2 separate regions of the Homo sapiens genome follow, and region 1 is linked to region 2. Evidence: chromatin loops called from intact Hi-C (ENCODE). Cell type or tissue: ovary. All regions are shown on one strand. Each heading gives the region's core, and the rest is flanking DNA. Links, peaks and the distances in the headings are about the cores only.

Evidence for each region. A loop is a pair of places that touch in the nucleus more often than their neighbours do. Peaks named below come from ENCODE experiments on the same cell type or tissue, not always from the same donor. Only the 100,000 strongest peaks of a DNase experiment are listed, where the experiment ranks them.
Region 1: it touches region 2 in a loop (6-fold over the local background); 3 of 110 quality-filtered maps call a loop at or near these places.

Annotation. Positions count from the first base shown.
Region 1 is chr9:68,889,275-68,905,502 of GRCh38, forward strand. It overlaps PIP5K1B (phosphatidylinositol-4-phosphate 5-kinase type 1 beta), which reads left to right. Exons shown (of 16, transcript NM_003558.4): 8 at 5,065-5,364. Among named protein-coding and RNA genes, the nearest start is that of PRKACG, 120 kb to the right of the region's middle. RefSeq lists an enhancer at 6,875-7,024. In ovary, for the core only: no CTCF peak of the experiment used is centred there; no DNase peak of the experiment used is centred there; H3K4me3 peaks cover 381 bases; H3K27ac peaks cover 1,676 bases.
Region 2 is chr9:69,017,990-69,034,217 of GRCh38, forward strand. No RefSeq gene overlaps it. Among named protein-coding and RNA genes, the nearest start is that of FXN, 9.6 kb to the right of the region's middle. RefSeq lists a cis regulatory region at 2,577-3,082. In ovary, for the core only: a CTCF peak has its summit at 9,781 (motif pointing left); no DNase peak of the experiment used is centred there; H3K4me3 peaks cover 445 bases.

The DNA of each region.
Region 1 (16,228 bases), core at 5,029-13,028, 130 kb before region 2:
ACATTCATTGAATAGATTTTTTAAAGTAAACTAGAACTGAATGGCAGAGCATACTTGTTGAATCCCACAATCCTGAGTTCAAATCCCAGCTCAGCCAATAATTAACTGTGTGACCCTGAGTAAGCAGCATAACTGGTCAGCCTTAGTTCCCTCAGTCTTTAAAGGCTGAGAAATACGTGGCCAGGCGTGGTGGCTCACGCCTGTAATCCCAGCACTTTGGGAGGCCGAGGCAGGCAGATCACAAGGTCAGGAGATTAAGACCATCCTGGCTAACACAGTGAAACCCCGTCTCTACTAAAAATACAAAAAAATTAGCCAGGCGTGGTGGTGGGCGCCTGTAGTCCTAGCTACTCAGGAGGCTGAGGCAGGAGAATGGCATGAACCCGGGAGGCGGAGCTTGCAGTGAATCGAGATCCCGCCACTGCACTCCAGCCTGGGCGACAGAGCGAGACTCCTTCTCAAAAAAAAAAAAAAAAAAAAGCTGGGAAATACTTATCTTACATAGTTGTTGTGATAAAGTAAGGATACAGGATATAAAATAAAGGAAAGATAAAGGAAGCAATGTGTTTCAAAGCTCTTTGCAGCCAGTACGCAGTAATAGTATAAATGGTTAACTTTCATGGATTGCTTACTACATGTTAAGCAAGGCCTTAAGTGCTTTGCATTCATTAACTCATTTAATCCTCACAGCAACCTTGGATACTACAATTATCACCTTTTTATAGAAGAGGTAATTGAGGCAAAGATAAATTAAGTAACTTGCCATGGGTGATTCAGCTGGAGAGCTGCAGAGCTGGGGCTACGCAAGCAAAAGGGCTCCAGAGAATGCATTTTTAACCCCTACACTAATACACCGGAACATATTCTATATTAGCTGTTCTCAGCTACTAGACTTCAGAATTTAGAATTTCATGGGTAAATGTGATAGTGTGAAAAATCACCTTTCATGTAATATTTTAGAGACAAAGGAACAGTAACTTAGCCTAGACGGATTTACTACACGTTTACTCCAAAATTTTCAAAACTATCCCCACTGTTCCTAAATAGTCCAGGCATTTTCATACCTCCAGTTTCATTGTACTTTGATAACAGTTCTTAATTTTCTATGATTGGAAGGGCTACATGAAGCTGTCTGGATTTCAGAAGCCCAAGTTCTGCCAATCACTTGCTATGAGTGGTGATAAATATCATCTTTGTTTTTAAAAATGCATTCATCAGATGCCATGTTATCTTTTTATGTAAAAATATTATTTTAATTCCAAAATCTGCTAGACACAGCATTAAATACTTAAATTAATCTCATATAGAAGTATAAAAATAAAAAATCTCAATAAAAATCTTAGTGGCATGCAGGCAGATTTTAAAATATTTCAATACTGAGCAATTATTTTTTTTTGGAGGAACAGAAAATATAGAAAAGCCAAAAAAAAAAAAACTAACTATAGTTTCTTTCCCAGAGATACATATTACTAAAATATGGTGTATATGCTTTCAGTTATTCTTTGTTCATGCACACATTTTAAAATTATCTAAAATTAGGATCAAATTGATATAATATTATTTGATAACCTGCTTAATTAGTAAATCTTAAAATTCCATAGTTCTGAGCTCAGATATACTTGTCCTCTTGTAAAACTGCATTGGCCATATTTGACTACTTATATTTAATTAAAATTAGATAAAAAGTTAAGGGCCAGGAATGGTGGCTCACACCTGTAATCCCAGCACTTTGGGAGGCCAAGGTGGGTGGATCACTTGAGCCCAGGTGTTCAAGTCCAGCCTGGGCAACATGGTGAAACCCCATCTCTACAAAAAAATAAAAAATTATCCAGGCATGGTGGCACGCACCTGTGGTCCCAGCTACTTGGGAGGCTGAGAAGTGGGAGGATCACTTGAGCCTGGAAGGTTGAGGCTGCAGTGAACTATGATCAAGCCACTGTACTCCAGCCTGGGAGACAGAGCAAAACCCTGTATCAAAGAAAAATTAAATTTAGCTGAACAAGTGATTTTATCCCAATTATGTAAGCTAGTATAACAATATAATCCACCCCATTAACAAGAAAAAATGTGAACGTCACGTGGTTACCCAAATAGATGTTGAGGAGAAGCTAAGGCCCTCAAAATTCAACATCTTCACTTAATTAAAATTCTAAAAATTGGCAGGGGAGTTTTTTTTTTTTTAAAAAATGATAAATAAATCAATGATTATACAAGTTGTACATTTATCAGTCTTCCAAAAGTTCACATGATAGCTCATGGAAAAATACAAGAATCCTTTCTCTAGAAACAATAGGAATAGACCAGAGTGCCCCTCCCATCAATAGTCCTTTCTGATAAATTTGCTAGAAATTCTGGCACTGAGTCTTGAGTACAAAAAGAAATAGAAAAAAGTACAAGCACTGTTCTCTTTAAATGACAGAATTCAAAATGAGCAAACCTTCATTTTGCTCATGAAAGTAAATCAGGAATTTTTAGAAGTGATATGACTCCAGCAGATTTGCAGGATAAAAGGTAAATCTACAAAATCCATTATATTCCATTATATAGATGATATAGAGTGGGAGAATATAAGGGAAAAAAGAGATCCTGTTCATGATGACAACAACTTATAATGAACCCTATTAGAAAAATAAGTAAATAAAGTCATGTGAGTACTGTAATTCTGATTGGGAAAGCAAGATATAGTAAGTGGAAAACATAAACAATCAGTTCAGAAAGAATGTAATAAGAAAAATTCTAAAATACTTGAATCTATAAAAACAAATGTTACAAGACCAATATGAAGGAAACTACAAAACGTTATTGAAGGACATAAAGAAGATCTGAAATAATGAAGAAATCTGCATTGTTCCTGAACTCAGTATTGTAAAGATTTCAACTGCTCCCAAATCAACTTATAAATCCAGTCTAATTCCAAGCAAAAATTCTAATAGGATTTTTCACATAGCTTGACAAAGCCAATTTCTTTGAAAGTGAGAGCAAGTCTCATTTGAAGAATGTTTTTTAAAATGAACAATCACACAGAAAGATTGTAAGAATGGAGAAAACATTTTTGAAAAAGAAGAAAAATAGTAGGCCTGCTATAGCATATACAAAAAATATATAAGGCTGTAACTAATGTTAAGGATGTAGGATGAGTACAGTTTTAGACAGATAAATTAATGGATTCAAATAAAGTGTCCAGAAATAGATCTATGTGAATTTGTCTACTTACTGTATTGACATGGAGGGATTTAAACTCAATTGGAAAATGTCAGACTGTTCAATAAGTATCCATTTGAGGAAAAAATTAAATTCTCTATTTCAGATCTTTCACATACACACAAAATTAATTCCATATGGAGTAAAGACCAAATGTAATGACCAAAACTATTAAAAATTTGGAAGAAAATAAAAGTTTATGACTTTGGGATATAAAAAAGCTTTGTTAAACAAAAAGCAAAAAGCAAACACACACACACACAAATAAGAAACAAGTAAATAAACATGACCACATCAAAAGGCAACACATTTAGGCCAAGTGCAGTGGCTCATGCCTGTAATCCCAGCACTTTGGGAGGCCAAGGCAGGAGGATCACTTGAGGTCAGGAGTTCGAGACCAGCCTGGCCGACATATAGTGAAACCCTGTCTCTACTAAGAATACAAAAATTATCTGGGTGTGGCGGCACACACCTGTAGTCCCAGCTACTTGGGAAGCTGAGGAAGGGGAATCACTTGAACCTGGGAGGCGGAGGTTGCAGTGAGCCAAGATCATGCCACTGCACTCCAGTCTGGGTGACAGAGTAAGACTCCGTCTCTCAAAAAATTAAAAAAAAAAATTTAAGGCAACACATTTATATAACCAAAAATACCAGACACAAAATTAATATAAGCACCTTGAATATTTCTGGAATGAAATAAAGTGAGAGCAGTGGTTTTCTCAAATGTTGAGAATTGGGGGAAGAATCAAGGATAGCAGAGACACTTTTCATTGACTACATGCCGTTTTGTAAACTATTTTAATTTCTTATCTACTTTAAAAGGGAACAAAAGTAGGCATGTATTCCCTATTTTTTTTCTTTTTTTTTTTTTTTTTTGAGACAGAGTCTCGCTCTGTCACCCCGGCTGGAGTGCAGTGGCATGATCTCGGCTTAGTGCAACCTCTGCCTGCCGGGTTAAAGCAATTCTCCTGCCTCAGCCTCCCGAGTAGCTGGGATTACAGGCATGCGCCACCAGGCCAGGCTAATTTTTTAATTTTTAGTAGAGACAGGGTTTCACCATGCTAGCCAGGCTGGTCTCGAACTCCTGACCTCGTGATCCACCCGCCTTGGCCTCCCAAAGTGCTGGGATTACAGGCGTGAGCCACAGTGCCCAGCCTCCCTGTTTTTTTAAATAATAAAAAAGACAACAGACTAGAAGAAACTACCCCATATAGATGAGAGAAATGATAAATATCCAGAGTATATCAAGAATTTCAACAGTGACAAAAACCTGCAGAAAAAAATGAGCAAAATTATCTTTAAGGTGACTAAAAATACATAAGTAATCAATGGCATTCAAATTTTTAAAAACAGGTTTCTATTTTTCACTAATCATGCTTACAAAGATTTTAAAGTTTGGGTACTATTCAGCCCTGGTAAGAGTAATGGGAAAATCTATGTACAGTCTTACATAGTGTGGTTGTAAATTGGTCTGCCATTTTGGAAGACAGTTTTGCAGGAGCTATTAAAATTTTAAATGTTCATCCCTCATACCTTGGCAATTCGTTTTCTCTTTGGCTACCTTAGAGAATAGTCACTCATGGCACCAGTCAATTCCTTGCCTGTTTTTAGTTGGAGCCAATTTGGGACATTATGTCCAATCCAGTCACTTTCACTGCCCTGAGTTTAGAATAATAAAATTGCTGTCCAGTAAGCAGACTTAAGAAATAGATTAGAAACAGCAAAATTTTAGTAATGAACATTAATAAAGATAATCACATCCCATTTTTAATTATTATATCAGCATGAAAACACATCTTTAGTGGAGCATTATTTTGTCAAAATAGAAGATTGTAAATATATTTTTCTTTTTTTGGTTTCTAGAATTTAAACCAGAATCCAAGGACTCTTTTGCCAAAATTTTACGGACTGTATTGTATGCAATCAGGAGGCATTAATATCAGGATTGTGGTGATGAACAACGTTTTGCCACGCTCCATGAGAATGCACTTTACATATGACTTGAAAGGCTCAACGTATAAGCGAAGAGCATCCCGTAAAGAGAGAGAGAAATCCAACCCCACATTTAAGGACTTAGATTTCCTGCAAGACATGCACGAAGGGTTGTATTTTGATACGGAAACATACAACGCGCTTATGAAAACACTTCAGAGAGACTGCCGGGTAAGGAAGTTTGATTGTTGTGATTTCCTTTGAACTCTGTGCTCATGTAAACTGTGGCTGCCACTTATTGAAAGCATAGAAATAAGGAATGTCCAAAGTGGCAGACATGTGGAATCCTATCTTTCCCAATCCTGGCGCTGAGCCATGCTTCCCTGATATTGAAGGAATTGGTAGATGATAAGGGAGTTATCTAGAGTCCTTAACCTACATCTCTGTTGATTTTACTAATAAGCTAAGTCAGCTTTCTTTGATAAAATGAAACAAGAAAGCTTTGTTTTCTTTTCTTTCTCCGCTGTGGGGAAGATAGTTTAACTAGAAAGAAATAGAATTTAGGTTTAATGTGGTGTTGAGTAAGAAAAGCCGTATAGAAATCTTGGAAGAAGTAAGACTCGAACTGGGGAGACAAGTTTAAAGAAAATGTACTTGGGATTAATAATGGCTCCCTAGAGATCAGTGTGGATGCAAAACTATGATATGAGCAGCACGTTTGCTGAAATTATTTTATGTGGTCTGAATAAGAGGTGAGCAGGAATGAAGCTTGCCAATTAGGGCAGACACCATTCCATGCAAACTTAGCTGGAGTGATTGTCCAAAGTGGGGAGGAATTCCCCCAGGCTGCAATGCTTTAAAAAAAAAAAAAAAAAAAAAACTAAGGGAAGATTTTTTCTAACATGGTGAAAAGAGATAAAAATTTTTTTAGAGAAAAGAAAAATGCAGTGCTAATAACTTCTGAAGGATAATAATCATGGGAGAACCGTCCAGCCACTTGGCTAAGTTGGGTAGTGGAGGTGGGCAGAAAGCATGATGGCACAGGCTGTGGTTTTCTGCACTTTCCATGGGCCTGGACGGATGACCCATGTTGTTATAGGGGAGGGGAGACACTTCTCTGCCAGACCCAAACTCACGTGAAGGTGAGGAAGACAGTCTGACACCCCTTCTAAGGTATAAAGTAGGGAATTTCCACTAAGGAACACAGGTCTACTGTTTCTGTTTTTTTTTTTTTTATTTCTTCCTTTCTGCCTGTTATAGCTTGCATGATTGTGCACAAAAATGTGTCCTTAGAATTGTTTTTCTTTATTGACAGAGATGTTACTCCTATTGTTTAGCTACCGTTTATTGAATGCTTACAGTATGCCAGGTTAGTCTAAGGTTTTTTTAATGCATCATTTCACTTAATTCTCTCAGCAATTCTTTGGAGTCAGTACTATTCATACTTCCATTTTAATTGCTGAAGAATTGGGTTCTTAAAGAGATTCAGAAACTTATCCAGCATTACTTACCAAGTCAATGACAGAGCCCACATCTGTTTGGGTACAAAGGCATGTGCTTCTAACAACTAAAACTTAAAGTCTCACTCTGAGGATTTTTTTTTAATTATCTTTTCAGAAGTCAGGGAAGGAGCAGTAGGAACCAAGCAAACAGACGAACAAAAAACGTCCAGCAGATATTCAGATATCTGAGTGGATTTGAGTGATGCATGTTTTTCTATTCAAAAAACGTAAAAACAGAACACACATATTTTAGTAGAAATCTTTTTCCTGTGTTTTTTCTGCCCTTTACAGGATGTGGGTAAAAAGTGACTCTCAATTCCCCAGAGTTTAGTGTCAGCCTCTCCAGTTTTAAGTTTGCTTTCTCTTTTGTGTGCTTCTTGCCTCTTTAGTATGGAAAGCCTTTATCTGCTGCCTTCTAATACCACATGCTTCTCTGCCAGAAAAAAAAAAAAAAGCAAATGTAAAAGAGCCATTGCTCAGGATTTGTCTATTTATTAGTGTTTCCTGAGCTCAGGACTGAGACCGCGAGGTCAAACCAAACTTTTCATCACAAGTGAGACCCTGGAGATTTGCCTTTTTATTTTTTATTCTTTGGCAGGTTTGTTGTTCTAAGGAACATAAAGGTCAAGGTAGAGGTATCCTGAGGCTAACTCCCTCTTACTCACTGCATTTGCAGTTGTACAAGACACAGATCCTGGACATTCTTCAAAATATGTACATCTGCCTTCAGAAAGGCTTCTCTTGGGCTGGTATGGGAGTGTGTAAATGCTGAGCTGTAGGGGAACTCAGCTCCCTTCCCTGATCTGTCCTGACCATGACCAAGTCCTCTGGGATCTGGATTCAACAGCTGGTGCTCTGAGCAGAGCTGCCTCAAGGAAAGCCTATTTCTGGAATGGTGAATATTAATATTTAATAGTCAAGGGCCTCTTAGTAAATCGTATGAATGCTGTGAACTCTCCTCCCCCCAAAAAATGCCCATCCTCGTGATGGATCGTGAATCTCTTGGAGCCCGTTGTTCCTTCCCTTCCTTCTTCCCCAAGGCTCAGAATCCCCTTCCTAGAGTTACCTCTCTCTCTCTTCAGGTCATCCTCTGAAAGGCCAACTCACTGGATGATTGCAATAGGATATGTGGTTGACATCGCCCCAATATTGCCCTTGCTTTGCAGAGCTGAGCCTCAGTGCTGGCTGAGGGGCTGCAGAGACCCAGAGGGTCTGCAAGGTTAGTCTGAGCTGAGGCCAGCACCTATCAATCAGGAATCTCCTCTGCTAAAATTCCTGTGAGACAGTATGGCTAAGGCTCTAGAAACAAACCAGTTAGAGAAATGTATTACTGTATCAGCACCCCAGGCAGAGAAAGGTGAACTAAACCTATATTAGGATATATGCTTCTATTCACTTATCAGCACATATTGCAAGCACACTACATGCCAAGCATGAGGTGCACGACCTTTATTTTTTATCAATTGCCATACAGTCTAGTATGTGCAATGATATTATATTGTGAAGATTAGAGTAGGGAACATTGTAGCTTGCTTTTAAAGGATGAGAAGCTTTCTCCGGATAGGCAAAGCAGTAGAAGCATATTTCTAGGATAAGAGAACAATAGGTATGAAACAATGGGTGTGAAATAGCACAATGTGTTCCGGGAGCTATAGTTGTTTGGTTTTGGGGCAGTTAATAGGGAGAGCATGTGGGGTAGAAGAGGAAAGTGGCCACATAATATGAGAGCCACATATTGTCAGAAGACCCTTTCTGGTGGTGCCAGGGAGCTCTTAAGGACTTAGCAGTAGCAAATCCAAGAATCCCAGACCTTTGGACCCCAGCTTCTTTGTTGTTCCCAGACGGATTTGTTAAGCCTCTTAACCTATGGCTGACCTCCCCCTGCTTCTTGGCGCCCCCACCTCTCCTTTCATATTTTGGCTTGACATCTCAGACCCTGGAATTCTATTTCCTTTAGCATGAGTGCTGGCCGGAAGGGCCAGCTTGACCTAGCTTATTCCCTGCTCCCCATGGACTGCTTCCCTGACTGCCAATCAGAGCTGCCGTTTCTGAGCTCTGCGTCTGAAAAGACCTGAACAGCCTCATCCTGCACTGAGTCCTCCTGACACATACCATCTTCTCCTGGCATCCTTGTGGCAGCCCCTGAGTCCCTTTGCCTGGCTTCCCCAAGCCCAGTCCCAGACCCCTGTGTATAATAAGCCTGCCCTTTGGGATGGTTCATTCCTGACCAACTCCTCCATGTAGCACATTGGCCACTTGGAACTATTCTAGAAAACTGATCTTCTTTTATGCCTCAACCCTGCTGAGCCCAATTCCCCCACAGGATCAGAGGGCTCTTTCCAAAAGCAGGCATCCAGATGTCAGGTTCTGCACCCCATCTCCACATTGCTATTCCCCATTGGCTGTGTGTGGTGGGGGAGAAATGGATATGTAAATGATGAGTCCCCTTTCTTGAAGGCTTTCCTATCCCTTGGTCTGACCCTCTATATGCTCACTGCCACAGCCATCCATACCCACAAGTTAATTTGAGCCAAGGAAAGAGTGGTGACATTGAGTACTACAAAGACATCACAGATCACTTGCTATCAAAACCAGAAAGCAGGATTTATTCAAACCATCCCCAATGGCTCCCACGTGACAGACAAGCTGAGATGCGTGTCCTATTTGAAAACTGCTCATCCCAGGTACCCCTTCATCTTCCGCCAGGCCTGCACCTCTTCTAGTCTTCTGTGACCCAGGGAACATGACCATCGTGCAGCCAGATACCCAGATCTGCACCCTGAAGCTACTCCTTCCTCCCTCCTCTCCCTCTTTCCCTGCATGCAGTAAAATCACCATGTCCCAGTCTGCCTACCAAATAACTCATGGCTCTGCCCCCTCCTCACTGTAGGCACAGCCACTGCTTTTATTGAGACCGTGGTTATTCATCACCTGGAGTTTTGCTGTAGCCTCTTTGCTGGTTTTCATTATCATTGCCTTCCATCACATCCCCACCACTGCTGCCAGACTGATCCTCTGATCAGAAGACTTAACACTCTCTGGCCAAGGTTCCCCACTGCTTTTGGGCGAAAGCCAGTGATTCCCAGCTTGGAACATTAATATCCTTCCTGATCTGGTCCCTGCTACATTCTCCAGATGCGTTCTTCAGCTTCTGTCTCCAGCCTTCTCTCTCCCCTCTCCTCTGATACAGATCCCCACTCTCCAGCTCTTCTAATCTACTGGCCACATTCTCTAAAGGTTTTGGTTTTTTTATGCATGCCTCACTCTGCTGGACCGTTCTTCCCCTCTTCTACACCTGGCCCTCACCTGCTCGTCTCAGGACTACTCAGGGATCAGTTCCTCCAAGACCGTGCTGTTGTGGTTCCCCATGCATCCTGGGCTTACTTCTTTCATGGGACTTAATACACTGTTACTTTTTCACATGTAAATCCTGGAGCCTGAGGAGCAAGGCTTAATCTATCTTTATATCTACATGCCTGGTTCTTAGTAGGTACTTAGTAAGTGTTTATTGGAATATGTATTTGAACAGAGGAATAATCAGCTGTCTAATGATTTAAAAAAAGAGAAAGAAAGGTTTAGGTAAGAAACCTGTCTTTGGTGATTTTTGTGTATCTAGCTATTTTTTAAGTTCTGCCTATTTTGGAGGAAGTATCCAGTTTCACTGCAATGCCTGCCAAAAATTGCACTGAGAATTTAATAAAGTAGATTATCTCCATTTTGAATCACTTGGGATTATTTGAAAAGTTGTACTGGTTGTCCTCCTATCAAGAGTCATTTGTGTAACAAAAGTACATTTATATTGCAGTGAGTTTTCCCATGGAAGCAATGTTGTAAATGGTCATTAGACTTTTTTTCTTTCCAACTTTTATTTTAAGTTCAGGGGTACATGAGCAGATTTGTTACATGGGTAAATTGTCATGAGGGTTTGCTGTACAGATTATTTCATCACTCAGGTAATAAGCATAGTACCTAATAGGTAAATTTTCCATCTTTCTACCCTCCTCCTCCCGCCCTCCACCCTCAAGTAGGCCCTTGTGTCTGTCATTTTCTACTTTATGTTCACATGTGCTCAATGTGCAACTCCCATTTAGAAGTAAGAACATGCAATATTTGGTTTTCTGTTACTAGGTTAATTCACTTAGAATAATGGTCTTCACCTCCATCCATGTTGCTGCAAAGGACATGATTTCATTCTTTTTATGGCTACATAGTATTCTGTGTTGCGTATGTACCATATTTTCATTATCCAGTCCACTGTTGATGGGCATCTAGGTTGATTCTATGTCTTTGCTATTGTGAATATGGACTTTATTTTATTAGCACTGACCCCTGTCTTCTTTAGGTGTATGTACTGTCTCTCCAGCGAGACTTTAAATGTCTCAAAGGGCAAAGCTCATTCTTTACACCTCTCTGCAGCTGCAGCACCTGGCTTATTCTATACACTCAGTACATGTTGCAAGATTGTGATTGAAAACTCTTTTGAATTGAAAATGTATATATTAATTTTAAAAGAACAATTAGGATCTATTTTTGTATTCATTGTAATTTACCATGATTATTTTTTCTCTGATATAAGTTATCTATGTAAAATCTAGAATCCCATATCATTTAATTAATTTGATAAATTTTTATATGCTGAAATATTTATTAATAACTCTGGGAAATGACTTTGAGACAAAGTATATTAGTGAGAACTTGTGTTTACAACCCAAATATTTTTAATCCTTCAAGTGAGAGTCATTTCAGAGACAGTCTTGATAATTAATGACCTAATGACTTATTTTACATTTATTATAATTTTTGTTGAGCCGCATGTTATTAATTTTTAAAGAGTGTGGAACCAATTTTCTTTTTTCACACAAATGACTGTAACCATAAATATTAATAGGTTCTCAGAATTTAATGAAACCAGTCTCAAGAATACTGAAACTTTCTGATGTGCAAAGAAGGGTCTTTCTATGTAAGGCAAGTTCTGAATTTATGAATCAGATTCTTAACAGCTATGGGCATGTTTGCATGGGTTACAAAATGGGTTATTTTATATAATATTTAACATTATGGCTATTGCTTACCATTCAGCTATAATTTTGCTGGTAGTAAACTTTTTACATTTTGTTCAGACAGTTTATTTTCTTTTTTTGATATTGCTTGCCTTCTCAGTTATCACTGGGGAAGAAAAAATGCTTTAGACCTAATACAAAGGAGACGTACATATCCTGAAGGTAGAAATACTTCAATTTAAATTATCCTCTCATCAATAAGGAATTCGATTTTGTTTTTAGACTTCAATCAAAACATGAAAAGGGTGCAGGGACATCATTGACTCCACACTCCTAAATTACTTGTTTTGTTTTTGTTTTTGTTTTTTGAAATGAAGTCTCACTCTGCTGCCCAGGCTATAGTGTAGTGCATAATCTCGGCTCACTGCAACCTCTGCCTCCCAGGCTCAAGGGATTCTCCTGCCTCAGCCTTCCAAGTAGCTGGGACTACCGGTGTGGACCACCACACCCCGCTAGTTTTTATATTTTTAGTAGAGATAAGGTTTCACCATGTTGGCCAGGCTGGTCTCGAACTCCTGATCTCAAATGATCCTCCTGCCTCAGCCTCCTAAAGTGCTGGGATTACAGGTGTGAAGCACCATGCCCAGCCAAATCCACTGTCTTTCAAAGTGTGTTTTACAAACACTGTAAACCCATGAGATATTTGATTTGCTCCATTGTCTTAAAATTATGAGTTTTGGCTATCTGTAATAGTTTGATATCATAGCAGTATAAGCATAAAGCAAAGTTAAAGTTGGTGAACAAATAAAACCAACTCATAGAATCAAAGATTGTTCGAGTTGGAAGGAATCCTAAGAGTTCCTAAGAAACAGTAAAAGAATGCCTTCTACTCTCTGGTCTTAGAAAAAATGATTTTGGACTTACCTAGCCAAGCCAGGTTTTATTGTGAGAACAGAAATAATGATGTCATATCATATATGCAAGGGCTTTGTAAATTTTTCTACCTGTAAATTTTTTTACTTTGTATTTTGAGATAATAGATTCACATGCCGTTGGAAGCAATAACACAGAGAGATATCATACACCCTTCACTCAGTTTCCCCCAGTGGTAATATCTTGCACAATCTTGCACAACCTTAGTACAGTATCACAATGAGGAAATTGACTTTGGTACAACCTACTGACGTTTTTCAGCTTTTTTCAGATTTCACCAGTTTTACATGCACATGTGTGGTGGGGGAGGTTCTGTGCAATTTCAGACGTACATAGATTTATATAACCACCACCTTGGTCAAGTACAGAACAGTTCTTTCTCAAAGATGCCTAATGGTACCCTTTTATAGCCACAGCTACCTCCTTCCCTCACAACTCTTCCTAATCCTGTGCAATTACCAATCTGTTTTCCATCTCTGTAATTTTATCTTTTCGAGAATGCTGTATAAATGGAATCATACAGTATATAACCCCTGAGATTGGCTTTTTTTTACTCAGCATAATGCCATTGATATTCATCCAATTATTGCCTGTATCAGTAATGTGCTCCTTTTTATTGCTGAGTGATATTTCTTGGTATGGATGTATCACAGTTTATAACATTCACCCGCTGATGAACATGTGGGTTTTTTCTAGTTTTTGAGTGTTACAAATAAAGCTGCTGTGAACATTTGTATACTGGCTTTTGCGTGAGCACAGGTTTTCATTTCTCTGAGATAAATGCCTGAATTCAATTTCTATGTCATATGGTAAGTGCGTGTTGAATTTTTTAAGAAACTGCCATACTCTTTTCCAGAGTGGTTGCACCATTTTACATTTCCACCAGCAGTGGATGAATGATCCATTTTTCTCCTTTTCCTCACTAGCATCTGCTGTTGTCACTATTTTTTATTTTAGCCACTCTGGTAAGTGTGTATTTAAGTCTCTTGCTAAAAAATTACTTGAGTATATGCCCCAGAAAAGCTAAAGATAAATCTAATAAAGCAGTTTGGGGATATAGAAAAGAGTGGTGAAAAGAAAGCGGAAAAACTCAGTGGTTAAGTTTAGTGCCTGGTGATATGCCTGTGAGACTATGCAACTGACAAGATTCCTAAGAAAAGGCCTGCGATACAGGAGTTTAACGTGTGTGTTTCTAATAATAAGCACTCCTGTGAGACTTCATCTAAATCTATTCTACAGCCATTGGTGTTGCTTCATTATATTGTAATTACTTGATTACATGTTTAACGTTTGCTACTAAAAATCTGCTCTGTGGGAACTGTGGAACCTCATTTTCCCAGTCTTAGCTCACTCGAGAGTTCTTACACAGCATTTCTCTTGGTGTCAATCTTCTGATGAAGCCTAGGAAATAGCAACAGCAAACATTCTTGGAATAGTGAATCTTACCTAGTCAATGCACATAATAAAAGCAGGTTTTAGTAATAACCTACACATGGTTTGTCTGGAAAGAACCAAGGTAAATCATGTCAACATTGTGAATTTGTGGATTAATTGTTTGGAGTACATTTGTATTGCTCATTTGTCCAAGGTCTGTTAAAGGCCAGTGAATTACTAAATTGCAACTGTGTTGACCTCTTCATCCTCTCAGTTTTTATTTAGGTGGCAACTGGTGTCGCCATTGAAGACCATCCATACACCACAACTGTTCAGTAGTCTTGGGAGGGGGCTGGTGTTTGTCTAGGCTTTTGCCGCTTGCTGCAGCTTAGTTCTGCTGAAAGTAGGGAATGGAAATGAGCTGCTGGCAGCAACAGAAGGAACACAATAATCCATGCAAGATAGTGTCAGGGTAGCTACAAAAATCAAAATAACTCTATGCTGTTGTTCATGCCTGACTTTCTACTAAGTAAGACAATTCCCAAATTTTACAGAATATGCTCTTCTGGGTTTTGGTGGAGAGAGGGTTCCATCTTGGATATAACCTATAGATACCAAAGTAACTTAACATGTAAAACAAATCATATGTAATATGTAATCATCAAATACGTATATACAATACAATACATAATACTTTATTGCATGGACAATAAGGATGCATTTCCAAGGCTTACTTTATCTGTGGGTTGGTTCAGGTAACATTTATTTAAACTTTGAGCCAGACAATCTATTACATATAGGTTCTCTCATTCATCTTCACAACAGCCATGTGAAGTGAGTGGTATGATTACCTTTTGACAGATAAAGAAGTGAATCCTCAGGAGAGGTTCAGCTTCCGCAGGTCCACAGAGCTCACAGTGCTGCATCCAGAATTTATACCCAGGTCTCTCTGACTCCAAACCCATGTTCTTTCATCATTACACTCTCCTTAAGGAGCTTGTGTGTAATGGTGGTAAGGCCACTGAAATGAAAACATTAAGTAATAACATGGACAGATATAGGCAGCATGGGCTAGAAGTGCTCAATGACTGGTCACCTAACTCTGACAAGGAGATACAGGGGCAGATGCTGTAGGAGTCAGGAAAGGGCTCAATCCTAGTGGAGAGCTTGGTTTGGACAGGACAATGAGTTCATGAAATCTTGCAGCCTATTTCAAGGAAGGAACACAGTGCCAAGTGACTAAGGAACACAAAGTAAAATAAATAATCCAAACATTTAATTTTAAAAATTTAATGAAAAGCATAATCAAGCCCATTGACATTTGCCAACTGTTACCAATGTGCATGCACACGAAATCCTATTAAGTTAAAAGCGAGGCTTCCTTCTGAGCAATGCAGCGGTTACAGGGGGGTTGATTGTTTTTGAAATCTTGCAGGGGAGGAGATTAGGGACTCAATGTGTGACGTTGAATCCTGTGTGAGCAGCTTTTGAGAATTCTGATTCACTACAGAAACGGAAGGATTATCAAGTCAGTAGTTTGCTTTTTTTTTTTTAAACTCTCACTGCAAACCAAAGTATTATCAAAATTTCTATAGAAAGAATGAAAATGGGAGACTGAAGGTAATTTCCTCGGCTCTAAGAAATAAACTCCTTTTCCTTTCTTCCTAAAAGAGATATTACCTAAAGATTGGAGAGTTGAAGCATTTCCTGAGTTTGTTGTTATGTGTCTAGCAAGTTTTCATTTTAAGTAACTTGTCCCACAGAAATTTATATATGCAATAATTCAAGTTAAGGAGAGCTAAAATCTTTGGGCTTATGAAATAGAACAATGTTATATCTACTACTTAGAGTTTCTGGCTTTTTTGTAAAAAGAACCTACTGGTCTCTGATTAGATGACCCTAAGTGTAGGAGTAAGGTCAATATAGGCCCCAAGCGGAAAGACCCACAAAGTATTTGGGGGAGGGAGCAAAGGGAAGGAAATGCCCCCAAGGACCCCTCTTCTCCTCCCTGTTGAGAATCCTGGGAGTGCAGAGAGGAAAGCTATGGCAGGAAGGGGAAGTGGCCACACGGGGCCTGATGGTAGCAACTCTGGCTTTGAAGATGTATCTGGAAAGGCTTTGAGGTTGGCTGCTGTGGATCTGGTTGTGGATTCTGACGTAAGCCAGTCATACAGATCATGATGCAAAACAGGGCAGAGTTGCCAACAGCCAATCCAAAAGAGATGTTAGGGGCAGCAAACCCTGGTGATTTACAAAATGGAATTGAGGCTCCATACCTTGGGAGGA
Region 2 (16,228 bases), core at 5,329-13,328:
TATATGTCACTTTTATATACTGTTTAAATCCACAAAAGGGAGACAATTTTTATAAAATTATTTTCCCCATATTTTGTAGTTCTCCTTCGTTTCCTGGCAATAGCACTCTGTTTTATCTTTGAGGGATTACTTCTACCTCATTTCATCTGATTCTGTTGGGTTCCCAATCTAACCCACTCACCTGAGTCAAAGTCAGGGATGGCCACAGGACCCAAGATAGATCGATCAGTTTATGTCTCTCAGGAATTGAATCTTGAGCAGAGACACAGGGGGATTTGAGGCATTTGTAAAGGAGCCATCCAAATACAGCATCTTAGAAGGCTGTCCATGTTTCTACAGCTGTTGGCCAATAAGTTCCTTGCCTTCTGTCCTGAGCCCTGGTTTTTCAGTTCTTCCTTTATGTGTCTTTCCACATAAAGGAAGCAAAGCTTTTTTTTTAAGCAAAGCAAATGGGACAAGGCGGGGGTGGGGAAGAGAAAGAAAGAAACAAATTTATTGAAGACAATAATGAATTCAGGATTGAACACATTGAGTTCATAGGTCCTTAAGACATTCAGGTAGAGATGTCTAATTAGCCAATGGAAATCTGGGATTGAACTTAGTAGACAGATAAGCACTGGCAGCACAGATTTAAGTGGTATGAGAGTGTTAGCCAAGGAACGTGAGCCGAGAGAGAACAGAGTCAAGGAGGGGGATTGTGGGAAACTCCACTATCTGAGGATGGGGGTAGGAATGTCAGGCACTGCTATTTGCCCACCATGGCTGTGTCTTGTGAGGCCTGCCGTACTCAGTCCTTCTGAGACCTTGAAGAGAATTTCTTGTGCACACCTACACAAGAAGTGGGCATTGTCACATGGTTGCAATGTGACTGCACATGTATAATGCCTAGTAATTATCATGCAACATACAGACAGTACAGCCGAGTGGCTGAATGGGAAACTGTACCCAGGACAAGATGTTAGATACAGATAATATGGACTGCGACAGGAGCTTCGGCACTCATGTAAAGTATAATGGCATATGAGTTTCTTGGTGACCTCTTCTGCTATCACTGTAACAGCCTACATTTCATGATGAAGAGTTGAGGCCCTCAAGAGAAACAGAACAGGAGAGCGCTTGATGATTTCCTCTGAAATCTCATCTGCAGCACTTAACATGTGTGATACAGCACACCTGCCAATTAACAGAAGGCCCTAGGTGGAGCAGAACATTCACAACATCCTTCTGCCAAAATATGCCCTATAATCAGAGCTCACAAACCGATGCACATCAAAAGCAGTGGTTCTTAATTTTAACTGCACATTGAAATCACCTGAGACATTAAAAAAAAAAGAATACTGGGTTGGGCATGGTGGCTCACGCCTGTATTCCCAACACTTTGGGAGGCCGAGGCAGGGAGCTCACTTGAGGTCAGGAGTTCGAGACCAGCCTGGCCAAAATGGTGAAACCCCGTCTCTACTAAAAATACAAAAGTTAGCCGGGTGTGGCGGCAGGCACCTGTAATCCCAGCTACTTAGGAGACTGAGGCAGGAGAATCACTTGAACCCGGGAGCCGGAGGTTGCAGTGAGCCAAAATTGCGCCACTGCACTCCAGCCTGGGTGACAGAGCAAGACTCTGTCTAAAAAAAAAAAAAAAAAAAAAAAAAAAAATACTGATGACTGAATCTGCCTCCAGAGATTGACTTAACTGCCCAGGCATGTGACTTGAACGTTGGGACTTTTAAAAGCTCCCCAGGTGATTCTAATGCACAGCCGAGTTTTAGAACCATTGGATGAGCCCATGAACACATTTTGTTTAACCCAATATAGTTATAGGCCTAACAGAGTATTTCAAATTTTAATAATTGTTTTCTCAATGTAAAGAGTCGTCAGTTTCATATACCCCAGATCATCCAGATTTCAGTCTCCTGTTGTAATATTTGTGCACAGTAGGCCTACGTTTCCACAGGACACCATTCAGCTATGCTGAGTTGCTACTGCACCTATGTAAGCATTTTCTCTGCACTTCACAGCCCTTCCTGCCCCACCCAACTATCACCACTGCACAGAGCTAATGACAGTTGCTGCTTATCATCCTGTTGGCTCTGTGGGTTTTTTTTTTTTTTTTTACATTAGCGTTAAAAGTAAAATAGTGCTTATGCCATGTCTCCAGCAGAGCAAGAAAGAAAAAGGCAGCCCAGGAAGGCTAAGTGTTCCATAGGGCACTCATTTCTGGCACCTGCCTGGCCCCTGCAGCATTTGGGTGCATGCCCTTGATTTAAATCGATTAATGTTTTCCCAGAAGGAGCCCCAAAATGCTTTATAGCCTATAGAACAAAGAGCTGAGAAGTGAGAGGTCCCAATTCAATTATCTTAATAATTAGAGAGCTCTTGAAGACAAAAGAAAGCTATACAAATACAGCAAGGAAAAGGGGGTATCCAGTGACCAGTTCCATAATTCAGGAAATGCAGGAGATTTGAAGAGTTTGTATGCATTATAAGGGACAAAGAGGGCTGGAGCTGAACCTGAACTGTGAGGGATGGAAGTGCCTAACCTGGAGTTAAAAAAGAATAAGAAGATTGCAACCCTAGGGGTAAACTGCAGACCTTTCAGAACTGCAGAACCCCAGGAGCTAGGGCCCAATGCATCCAAGCTTGAGTCTGTTTGAGAATCTCCCTTTTTCAGCCTCTCCAACACTGTACTAGATGAGGACATCTGGCCTCTGGGTCTGTACATACTGTCCCCTCTGCTATGCTCTTTCCTCCTTGCCCTCTTTCACCTGGCCAACTCTTCATCTCTCTGATCTCAGAAACTCATGCTGTCACCACCCCCACCAAGTCAAGACCAGGCCACTCTCATATGCTCCTGTAGTATCCTATAATTACCCCATCTAGCACTTATGTGACTTTGTAAATACTTTTACGTTATCATCTCTCTCCGCAAGACTGTGAGCTCCATGAGAACATGTTGATTATCAATCTTTGTTACCACTATATCATCAGCAACCACAGTGCCTGGAACTGTGGACGCTCAACAAACAATGATGGATGGATGCCGGGCGCGGTGGTGGCTCATGCCTGTAATTCCAGCACTTTGGGAGGCTGAGGCGGGCAGATCATGAGGTCAAGAGATCGAGACCATCCTGGCCAACATGGTGAAACCCCATCTCTACTAAAAATACAAAAATTAGCCGGGCGTGGTGGTGCACGTCTGTAGTCCCAGCTACTGCGGAGGCTAAGGCAGGAGAATTGCTTGAATCCAGGAGGTGGAGGTTGCAGTGAGCCAAGATCGCGCCACTGCACTCCAGCCTGGAAACAGAGCAAGACTCCGTCTCACAACAACAACAACAACAACAAAAACAATGATGGATGGGTTTGTAAACCAAAACTAAAATTCAAAGCCCCCCAACTGACTAAATGGACCCCCCTCTTAGCCAAGGGGAGTCCAAAGAAACCTGCAAAACTAGTTCAGGCCACTCCAGGAAGGGGTAGGGGTCAGACATGCCTCATTATACCCTCTCCCTTTTGTAGTTTGTAACCGCCCAATGGGATCACCTTGCCCAATGCCTAGACAGAGCCGATTTATCAAGACAGGGGAATCGCAATAGAGAAAGAGTAATTCACACAGAGCCAGATGTATGGGAGACTAGAGTTTTATTAGTACTCAAATCAGTCTCCCTAAGAATCGGGGATCAGAGTATTTAAGGATAATTTGGTGGGCACAGGCCAGTGAGTCGGGAGTGCTGATTGGTCAGGTCAGAGATGAAATCAGGGAATCAAAGGTGTCCTCTTGTGCGGAGTCAGTTCCTGCTGGGGGGTACACAAGATCAGATGAGCCAGTTGATTGGTCTGGGTGGTGCCAGCTGATCCACTGAGTGCAGGGTCTGCAAAATATCTCAAGCCCTGATCTTAGATTTTACAATAGTGATGTTATCCCCAGGAGCAATTTGGGGAGGTTCAGAATCTGGCCGCCTTCAGTTGCATGACTCCTAAACCATAATTTCTAATCTTGTGGCTAATGTGTTGGTTCTGTAAAGGCAGTCTAGTCCCCAGGCAGGAAGGGGGTTTGTTTTGGGAAAGGGCTGTTATCGTCCTTGTTTCAAAGTTAAACTATAAACTAAGTTCCTCCCAAAGTTAGTTCCAGAATATGTTTCCTTGCTATATTTTGAAATGGCCCTGCAAAGCTTTCTTTTGTGGGGGAGAATTTACATCTGTAAAAAAATCTTTTTTTTTTTTTTTTGAGACAGAGTCTCACTTTGTCGCCCAGGTTGGAGTGCAGTGGCGCAATCTCGGCTCACTGCAACCTCTGCCTCCCAGGTTCAAGCGCTTCTCCTGCCTCAGCCTCCCGAGTAGGTGGGACTACAGGTGCATGCCACCACGCCCGGCTAATTTTTTTTTCTTTTTTGTATTTTTAGTAGAGGCGGGTTTTCACCCTGTTAGCCAGGATGGTCTTGATCTCCTGACCTTGTGATCCACCTTCCTCGGCCTCCCAAAGTGCTGGGATTACAGGCATGAGCCACTGTGCCCGGCCCAAAAATCTCTTTTAACATAAGTGGATCTTTCCTTTTCCAGGCCCTCCAAATCCCTGAAGAGATTAACTGAGAGTCTAATACCTACCTTTTAAAGGTCTGCATAGGAAATATTTGCATCTATAATCTCTAAGCTACCTATGAGACTTGATCTATACAATAAGAACCTTGGTCTCCACAACCCCTTATCTTAACCCAGACACTCCTTTCTATTGCTTCCAGGTCTTCAGATAATAACTTAACTCTCAACCAATTGCCAATCAGGAAATTGTTGAATCCACCTATGACCTGCAAGCACTCTGCCCTTCAAGTTGTCACACCTTTCTGGACCAAACCAATGTACACCTCACATGTATACATGTATTGATTGATGTCTTAATGTCTCCCTAAAACATATAAAACCAAGCTGTGGCCAGGCGTAGTGGCTCACGCCTGTAATCCCAGCACTTTGGGAGGCTGAGGTGGGTGGATCACAGGTTCAGGAGATCGAGACCATCCTGGCTAACACGGTGAAACCCCGTTTCTACGAAAAATACAAAAACAAAACAAAACAAAAAAAACTTAGCCAGGCGTGGTGGCGGTCCACTCCCAGCTACTTAGGAGGCTGAGGCAGGAGAATGGCGTGAACCCGGGAGGCAGAGCTTGCAGTGAGCCAGTGAGCCGAGATGGCGCCACTGCACTCCAGCCTGGGCAACAGAGCGAGACTCTGTCTCAAAAAAAAAAAAACAAGCTGTAACCCAACCATCTTGGGCACATATTCTCAGGACCTTTTGAGACTGTGCCTTCGGGCCATGTTCACTCATATTTGCCTCAGAATAAAACTCTTTAAATATTTTATAGAGTTTGGCTTTTTTCCTTGACAGGTTGATGAGTAAGTGGGTGGAAGAACAGAGTGGGTGAACAGAGCAAACATGATAAATGGAAGAAAGGACCTGAGGTTAAGGAACTGGAGATTGTAATCAGAAAGCAGGATCCTATAGTTGAAGATATCTGAGAAAGAACAATTTAAAATGGCAATAAAGTCCAAAGTACAGATACGAATATCAGCTGGGGTCCAGCCTCACAAACAAAACCTAGGTCCGGCAATTCACAGAGATAATCTAATGCAGGGAATTTGTTGCAAAGGTGATGGAAGGACTGAAAGAGCTACCAGGGAGAATTAGACAAACTCAAAATTAAGAAATGCAGAAAAGTTGCATTTACCATAACTACGCATAGAGGAACAGAAGGAAAAAGGTGTTAACACAGCCCCGGAGCTGAGACTGAAACCACAGTGGTCTGTCCAGCAAGAGGCGGAGCCATGGAGGAAACCCAATCACTGCTGGAAATGGTGCCTGAAGGGAATGGCGGGAGGAGAAAAGGAGGGCAGAAATACCTGCCTCCTCTCTGCCACCCACCTGCCAGTCTCCCACAGGCGCCTCTCGTTGGCTGAACCTCTCTTGAAACAAATTGGCAAAGCAGTTTAGGAAACGTAATTTGCATGGATCAGGTTTCCTTGAAAGAAACAGATGAGGAGAAGAGAATGGATGTAACAGCAAATAGGCAAACAAGCAACCCAAGATGAGAATGGCTTGCTGAAGCTTTATGAGAAGTGAAAAGTGGATTCCAGGAACTGTGAAATGGTGAAATGGCATATGCCATCCCTGTGGATACTGTAATCACTATTTGATGCCCCAGAGGGGAAAGGGAGAAAGGACTGTGGCCAGAGCCAAGGAACTCAATGAATGTCAATGTTTAGGAATGACTGAAGGACAAGAGATGAAATGAAAGGAAAAGGGTGTTAGTGTTATGTCCCAAGCCTGGTCTGGAAAGAGCAAGGGAGAGGTAGAATAGCAGCACAGTTAAAAGGCCCAAGTTTGAGTCCCAGCTTGGACACTTATTAGCTGGAGGATTTGGAAAGGTGAATTAGCCTCTGAGCCTTGGTGTATAAAATGGAGATAATAATAGTACCCTCAGTAAGGCTATTAGAGTTAAACAAGAGTGTATATAAAGCACTTCCCACAGTGCCTAACAACAGCAATCATAGCAGAGCACATTCAATCTACATTCTCAACTCTAGGGCATGAGAAAAAGGCTTTCTCCAAGGTTCTCGCTCAGGGTTCCTCGTGAGGTTGTAGTCAGCTGTCAGTCAGAGCTGCAGTCATCTGAGGCAAGAGGACCCACTTCCAGCTCACTCATGTGGTTGCTGGCAAGCCTCACGTCCTTGCTGGCTTTGGGCTGTGTACTGGAGGTCCTCACCAGGGGCCTCTCCATAGATTCTGACAGCATGGCAACCAGCTCCCACATAGCAAGTGATCTGAGAGAGAGAGAGAGAGAGCCGCAGTCATCTATAACCTGATCTTAGACAGGAGAGACTATCAGCTGGGTCATCTACTACTGGTCACACAGACCAACCCTGGTACACTGTGGGAGGGACTACACAAGGGATGGAATCCCAAGAGGTGAGGGACCTTTTGGAAGCTGGCTACTACACCTCTTCTCCCTCTTCCTTGTTTTTTCTCCATACCGCTGATGACCAGCTAACACATTGTTTTTTGAGACACGGCCTCACTCTGTTGTCCAGGCTGGAGTAGCAGTGGCACCATCACAGTTCATCATAGCCTTGACCTCCCAGGCTCAAGTGATCCTCCCACCTCAGCCTCCTGAGTAGCTGGGACTACAGGCACATGCCACTAAGCCTGGCTAATTTTTTATTTTTTATAGAGATATATGTTGCCCAGGCTGGTCTTGAACTCCTGAGCTCAAGTGATCCTTCTGCCTCAGCCTCCCAAAGTGCTGAGATTGCAGGTGTGAGGCACCCGGCTTCTAACACATTGTTTACCTTATTTTGTTATCATCAGTGTCCCTACAATAGAACATAAGAAGCAAGGGATGTTTGCCTGTCTTGTTCACTGCTGTATAATCGGCACCTAGAACAGTGCCTGACACACAGTAGGGCTTCATTAATATTTGTTAAATGGTGAGTGATGTGCCACCATAAGAAATTAGCCTGGGCCAGGTGTGATGTCTCACGCCTGTAATCCTAACACTTTAGGAGGCTGAGGTGGGTGGATCACCTGAGGTCAGGAGTTCGAGACCAGCCTGGCTAATATGGTGAAACCCTGTCTCTACTAAAAATACAAAAAATTAGCTGGGTGTGGTAGCGGGCACCCATAGTCTCAGCTACTCGGGAGGCTGAGGCAGGAGACTCGCTTGAACCCGGGAGATGGAGGTTGCCATGAGCTGAGATCGCACCATTGCACTCCAGCCTGGGCAACAAGAGTGAAACTTCATCTCAAAAAAAAAAAAAAAATTAGCCTGAGTTCTCTCAGAATATCATAGCATAAGTCCTGTTCCCACTTTCTAAAAACGTTTGTACTTGATTCTCACAATCTAGGAGGAAAACATGGCAGTGTTTGTATCCCCATTTCATCCATGAGGAAACTAAAATCCAGGGAAGTTCAGGTCTTCTTGCCCAGGGTCGACCAATGGTATGGTGGGTCTAGGACAGGTGGCCCTTTCTTTTGCATACAGCCTCCCCCTGATGCCCCATAACTCCCACCTCATCCCACCGGGTGCCCTGCTGCCTGGTGCAGCATTTAGCATTACTGGCAAGTCACAATCATCACAGATGAGCGAAGTTCATAGAGCTTTCATTCAGCGAAGCCAGGCAGGATGGGATGAAAGAGGGGAGCCAAGAAGCCTGGAGAGAAGACACCATGTGAATGCTCTGGCCTGATTCTCCTTTCCCTGCAACCAGTGACTCTCCACTATGCAACAGTGTCAGGCTCAGAGACTCAAGCCCAGTCTGCCTGTTAGTGTTCTATAATAAGCAGGGAATGGGTCAGGCATGGTGGCTCACACCTGTAATCCTATCACTTTGGGAGGCTGAGGTGGGTGGATCTCCTGAGGTCCGGAGTTCGAGACCAGGCTGGCGAACATGGCAAAACCCTGTCTCTTCTAAAAATTCAAAAATCAGCCAGGCGTGGTGGCGTGCACCTGTAATCCCAGCTACTCAGGAGGCTGAGGCAAGAGAATTGCTTGAACCTAGGGGGCGGAGGTTGCAGTGAGCCAAGATCGCACCACTTCACTCCAGCCTAGGTGAAACAGCAAAACTCCAACTCAAAAAAAAAAAAAAAAGCAGGGAATGGAGAGCAAGCAATTATCCCCCACAGATGGGAGACGGCTGTGCCCCCGCCTTAGACTGAATCACTCTGAAACCCCAAAATAACCCTTTCCAGAGTCCCAGGCCCCCAGACATAGACGTTCTCTGTTGGACAATGCAGTCCCACAGACGGATCTAGGCTGTTCTTAAAGTGGTTTTCCAAGTAAAGGCACTTGTCTCCCCGTGAGGCGAGGGCCATCAAAGCTCCTTTTCCCTCAACGCCTACCAAGCCACAACCTATTTTAACAACACACACATAAATTAGCTCAGTTCATCAACAAGATCACCTCTGAATAGTAGATGTAGAAGGTTGAAGGATAGCAACAAAGATGCTAGTTATACTTTCACGTGGAATTCCTGACCCTATATTCTGGTACCATATTGCCTAAGGCAAGAGACAAGGCAAGACGGGTTCCTCCAGCAAGGGGCACATCAGGTCCCTGAGCACTGGAAGAAAGTAGTGATGGTGTTGATACTTGCATCAGGTCAGAGGCAGAGAAGAGAACTGGCCTGCAGTGATGGCCAAGGGTGAAGGTAGGGGTACTGGCTCCCCTCTTCTCCCCTAACTCTTGTCAAGGCCACCCACTCCTCTGTCCTGCCTAGAATGTGAAGGGAGGCACCCAGCTCAGCTGCAGGGTCCTGACTTCCCGGTGATCTGCACTAGCCTGCAGTCCCCTGAAAGCCCAGACCTGGATGTGTGTGCCTGGCCACCAAAGTGGCCCCGGGGTGCCCTCTGTGACCACAGGTGTATAAACATGCCTCTTAAAAGACACCATGACCAACCATGAGGCCAAGTGTGGGGCTAGCATTCGCTGATGTCTGTGTTTTGCACATACTAATTCACTTCATCCTCATGGAAATCTCTGAGGTAAAGAAGTATTTGCTTTAATTTACAGATGAAGAAACTGAAACTCAGGTTAAAAATAGACCAAGGACACACAGGTAGTTGAGGGGCAGAGCAGGGATTTGAACACTGTTATGAAAATTATCTAAAACTTGGAAGTAAGGCAAAAAGATTGCTTTGAATATTTAATTCAAAGTTAGACCAGAATAGTGGTTCTCAACCAGGGGCAATTTTACTCCTTAGGGGACCTTTTCACAATGTCTGGAGACATTTTTGATTGTCACTATTGAATGGGAGAGCAGATACTACTGCCATCTAGTGGGTGGAGACCAAGAATGCTGCTAAACCACCTTACAATGCATGGGACAACCACCACGACAGAGTTAGCCATGTGTTGCTTAACAACAGGGATACATTCTGGGAAATGCATCATTAGGTGATTTTGTGATCTTGCGAACATCATAGAGTGTACTTACACAAAGCTAGATGGTCTAGCCTACTATACGCCTAGGCTATACAGTCTAGCCTACTGCTCCTAGGCTATAAACCTGTACAGCATGTTACCATACTGAATACTATAGTCAATTGTACTACAGTAGTTAAGTATTTATGTATCTAACATATCTAAGCACAGAGAAAGTACAGTAAAAAAATATAATCTTAGGGGACCATTATCACATATGTGGTCCATCACTGACTGAAACAGCATTATGCAGCACATGACTATAATCAGTAGAAACATCAGTAAATAGTCACCATTGAGAAACTCTGTTCCAGCACAGTGTGACTATGCTCGACTTATTATTTGCCATTAATTAGGTCTCAAGGATGTCAATTTTTAGAAGACAATAAACAAAAAAATTAAAATAAAAAAATAAACAGCAAGCACAGTAGCTGATGCTTTTAATCCCAAAACTTTGGGAGGCCAAGGCAGCCTGGCCAACATGATGAAACCTCGTCTCTACTAAAAATACAAATATTAGCCAGGCTTGGTGGCACATGCCTGTAATCTCAGCTACTCAGGAGGCTAAGGCAGAAGAATTGCTTGAACCTGGGAGGCGGAGGTTGCAGTGAGCCGAGATCACGCCATTGCACTCCAGCCTGGGTGACAAAACTCCGTCTCAAAATAAATAAATAAACAAAAGAGAAAAGAATGTCAGCTTGTAGAAAACTGGTAAGATGCAAATGACTCTTGTCTAAGAAAGTAACCCCAAAGACTATAGTTTTATAGACCTGAAGGACACTACCCAGTTGTGTATCTCACTTAGCAATCTTACGCCAGAATGCTCTTTTTATCACTGACTATTATAGATCAGTTTCTTCCAGCTTCCTTTAAACCAGTTTGCCTTCCTGCTGGCTCCCTCTTGTATTTTGCTAGGGCTGCCATAACAAAATACCACAGACTGGCTGGCTTAAACCACAGAAATCTATTTTCTCAGAGTTCTGGATAATGGAAGTTCAAGATCAAGGTGCTGGCAGGGTTGGTTTCCTCTGAGGCCTCTCCCTGTGGCTTGCAGGGGGCCGCCCTCTTGCTGCCTCTTCCTGTGGTCTTTTCTCTGTGCACATGTGTTCCTGGTGTTTCTTTCTCATTTTATAAAGACACCACTCCTTTCACATTAGGACCTACACTTGAGACCTCATTTAACCTTAATTACTTTTTTTTTTTTTGAGACGGAGTCTTGCTCTGTCGCCAGACTGGAGTGCAGTGGCGCGATCTCAGCTCACTGCAACCTCCGCCTCCTGGGTTCAAGTGATTCTACTGCCTCAGCCTCCTGAGTAGCTGGGATTACAGGCATCCGCCACCATGCCCAGCTAATTTTTTTTTTCTTTGTATTTTTAGTTGAGACGGGGTTTCACCATGTTGGCCAGGCTGGTCTCGAACTCCTGACCTCAAGTGATCCACCTGCCTCGGCCTCCCAAAGTGCTGGGATTACAGGCATGAGCCACCATGCCTGGCCAACCTTAATTACTTCTTTAAAGGCTTTATCTCCAAATATAGTCATATTCTGAGTGTCCTGGCAGTTAAAATTTCAACCTATGGACTTTGGGAGAACACACTTCAGTACCTAAAACTCCACTAATTATTTAATCTTTGATGCATGCTCACTACAAATTTGCATGAGAATTGTTTTTAACTTTTTGAAAATTATGCTTTGCAAATACATTTGTCTAAGCCCACAAAGTCTACTTGTTTCTACTATACTATACTTCTTGCATGCTGGACAGATAGAGCCAATTCACTGAGACAGCAGTATTGCAGTAAAGAAACAGTTTAATTAAGGCAAGGGCTGGCCACATGAAAGACAAGAGTTCATTATTCAAATCAGTTTCTCTGAGAACTCAGAGGCTAGGGTTTTTATGGATAAGTTGGCAGGCAGGGAGTTAGGGAATGGGTGCTGCTGATTGGGGATAAAAGCATGGCAAACAATCCTCATGTGCTGAGTCCACCATAGGGTGGGGGCCACAGGACTGGCTGAGTCATGAGTCGTGAGTCCAAGTGAAGTCAGTTGGTGCCCAGAATGCACAGTTCTGAAAATCATCTCAAAAGACGAATCTTGGGTTCTACAATAGTGATGTTATTTACAAGAGCAAACGGGGAAGTCACAAATCTTGTGACCTCCAGCATAGATTATAGAAAGGCAAGCTATTCCTACATCTTAGCAGAATTCAGACCCCTCCCATAATCCTAATCTTGTGGCCTTTCATTAGTTTTACAAAGGCAGTTTCAGTCCCCGAAAAAGGAGGGGCTCAGTTTTAGGGAGGGACTATTATCATTCTTGCTTCAAAGTGAAACTATACACTAAATTCCTCCCACAGTTAGCTTGGCGTGGCCTTTGTTATATGCCCAGGAATAAGTGAGGACAGCCAGCCTATGAGACTAGAAGCAAGATGGAGTCAGCCAAGCTAAATTTCTCTCACTGTCATAACCTTTACAAAGGTGGTTTCATTAGGCATATTAATGCAAATTCCTTAGTTAAAACAAGAATGACTCTCTAAAGGCTATATTTCAGATACATCACATGCTTCTTTCCTCTTGTCCCCTCAACAGTAAGCAAGAAGAGTATTTTTGTACAAGAGAGAGGCCTCTGCCTGAAGCTCCCTTAATCTGTCAGATCACAGATCAAAAGCTATCACACACTGCCCAAGGGACCCTAAAGGGAGCCACTCTCAGAAAATAAATCCAAACCTCCTTTTTTCTGGCCACTGAAACGTTCAATAATTAGTTCATTATCTACATCATTCACATGTTTAATATTTATTGACTTTGGAATTATTGATTACTTTGCTGAGTATCTTATGAATTTAATCTATATTAATATTAAGGTGATGTATCAAATTGCATTCCAGAGTGTGGATTTGACTCTAGTGCCATAATCAGTCTCCTGGGACAAACAGCTGTTTCTCTTCCCTCATTATAGAAAAAAATTGCCCTTGGCAAATGTCAAAGAACATCCTTTTATCAATCTCTCTTACCAATCAATCCAAGCAAATGCAGTGGGATTTCTTTTCCCCAGAGTTGAAGTCACCTCCTGACAGGAAGTTAAGTCTTTAGGCACTGAATCATAGCACTGAGCTGAAGCCCAGGACTAAGCAAGAATGAGTGAGAATTTGGAGACTTAAGGTTTGGTCATCTGTAGAGGATTGGGTTTTGTCTTGTTTTGTTTTTGTTTTGGTGTCCTGCAAGGTTTCTCACTGCCCTTCATCAGGTAATATGCCCTGTCCCTGAACTGGCCAATTGTGTTACCCCATTCCCTTAGCAACAGTGATTGCTACTGAAGAAACAGGAGGCCAACAAAGAATATCACTCATTCACCAGTAGAGTGTCTATGTCAGAGATATTAGATAAACAGGAAAACTAACAATTACATTGCAGGCTGTGGAAACAGAGAGAGGTACCTAAGGCACACCTGTGGGAATATGAAAGTTTGGTTTCATAAAAGGATTCTGGAGGAAGTCACCTCTGACATTTGAGTTGAGTCCTACAGGATATGAAGAAAGTAGCCCCATGTTCCGGTTACTATGGCTGTGTAATAAATTACCTAAAACATACTGGATTAAAGCTATGAAAACATCTTTTCTGCCCAGAGATTCTGTGGGCCTGAAATTCACATGGAACACATAAGGCATACCTTGTTTCTGCTCCATGATGTCTAAGGATTCAGCTGGAAGACTGGGAGGCTGGGGGCTGGAATTTATCTGAAGAATGACTCATTTACATGTCTACTGGTTGACCCTGGCTGTTGGCTGAGGGGGCCTCAGCTCTCTCTACATTGTTTCTCTACTTTGGCTAGTTTGGATTTCCTCAAAACATGATGGCTGGTCCTCAGTGTCAGCATCCCAAAAAGAGAATGCCGGACACAGTGGCTCACACCTGTAACCTCAGCAATTTGGGAGGCTGAGGTGGGAGGTTGCTTGAGTTCAGGAGTTCAAGACCAGCCTGGGCAACATAGTGAGACTCTGTCTCTACCAAAAATTTTTAAAATTTTAAAAATCAGCCAGGTGTGGTTATGCACACCTATAGTCCCAGTTACTTAGGAGGCTGAGGCAGGAGGATCACTTGATTCCAGGAGGTCAAGGCTGCTGTGAGCTATGACCACACCACTGCATTTCAGCCTGGGTAACAGAATGAGACTCTGTTTCAAACAAACAAAAACCCAAAAAAAAAAAAAAGAGAGAGAGAGGGAGTTAGAAGGAAGATGCATCATTTTTATGACCTGGACTTGGAAGTCACCAAGCAGCACTTCTGCAGTACCCTGTTGGTTGGAATAGTTGTAGCCCAAACCCGAATTCGAAGGGAGGAGAATAGATAACATCCCTGGGTGACAGGAATGTCAAAGTCCCAAACAGCATATGACATGTGACAAATATTGGTGTGGCCTTCTTTGGAAGATCCAATCTTCCATACCAGGCAAAGGGATGGAAGACTAAGGAACAACATGAGGGATAGCCAGAGAGGGAAAAAGCATCACTTGTTCTAGGAACTACAAATAGCTTGAAGAAGCAAAGATGTCTAGATGCCTCCCAATATGCAGAGTGGGGTGTACAGAAGAGAGTGGTAAGGGCGCTGGGAGAGCTAAGGTGGGCAAGAGAGCTTCCTCTGTCATGCTAAGAAAGTTGGAATTTATCTTGATGGTGGTGAAAGCAGAGGGCTATGGTTAGATTCACATTTGAGATTTAGATTTTTAGATTTAAAATGATCACCCTGGTGACACTGGCTTAACTCACAATTTTGCCCAAGGCCTATGCTACCACAGTGCTTCTGAAACTTTAAAGCACATTAGAATCACCTGGAGGTCTTGTTAAACCATGGATTGCTGGGCCTTGAAACCCCAGAGATTCTGATTCAGTAGATCGAGAATAGGGCCTGAGAATTTGTATTTCTAACAAGTTTCCAGGTGATGCTGAGGCTGCTGGCCCAGCGACCACATTTGATAATCATAGCCCTCTGATAAATCCTATCAAAATATCCTAATGGCAGAGCAAGGGAATTCTGGTGATATCCTCCCCTACCCATAACCTGACAGCTATTAGGATCTGCCTACTTGAGGCTAAAAGCAACCAAGAGAGGAACAGCTACAGTGTACCACAGAGTCCCTCAACATCTTTGCCCACGCCACGGTGCCCCAGCTTCTTACCAAGTGTGCCTGATTCCTCTTGACTACCTCCAAGGAAGTGGAGAAAGACAAGTTCTTGCGAAGCCTTCGTCTTCTCTGATATGCTATTCTATGTCTATTTCTTTGGCCAAAAAGATGGGGCAATGATATCAACTTTGCAGGGAGCTGGAGCATTTGCTAGTGACCTTTCTATGCCAGAACTTGCTAAGCATGCTAGCTAATAATGATGTAGCACAGGGTGCGGTGGCTCACGCCTGTAATCTCAGCACTTTGGGCGGCCGAGGCGGGCGGATCACCTGAGGTCAGGAGTTCGAGACCAGCCTGGCCAACATGATGAAACCCCATCTCTACTAAAAATACAAAAATTAGCCAGGCGTGGTGGTGGGCACCTGCAATCCCAGCTACTCTGGAGGCTGAGACAGAATCTCTTGAACCCAGGAGGTGGAGATTGCAGTGAGCAGAGATGGCACCACTGCATTCCAGCCTGGGCAACAAAGCAAGACTCTGTCTCAAATAATAATAATAATAATAACTAATGATGCAGCTTTCTCTCTCTGAGTATATAATGCAGTTCTGATGATGTGAGGAAGGGCCTCACTGTTGGTGTGGCAGAGTCTGAGACCATGGCTGGCAATGAAAACACTACCCTTTGATGCCTATGGGCTCTCCCTTTATGGTTTCAAGGAGGGCTTCTCAATCTTGGCAGAATTTTGGACTGGATAGTTCTTTGTTGCACAGGTGGGGGGCTGTCCTGCACATCACAGGATGTTTCATCCCTGGCCTCTACCTACTAGATGCCAGTAGAACATACCCACCCCACAGCTGCCTGTTGTGACAATCAAAAGCATCTCCAGATACTTTGCAGGGGGAAAATGATTTCTCCAGGCCTGGCATATACATAACAGTATTTAAGCAGCTGCCTAGAATTAATTAAACACAGAAGGATGTCTCTCATCCAGAATGCCCTGGACCACCTCTTTGATAGGCAATCAGATCCCACCTCCTCCACCCTATTTTTGAAGGCCCTGTGCCAACACCACTTCTTCCATGAATACTTCCTTGATTCCCCCATCCCTAGCTCTATATAAATCTCCCACTCAACACTCACACCTGTTAG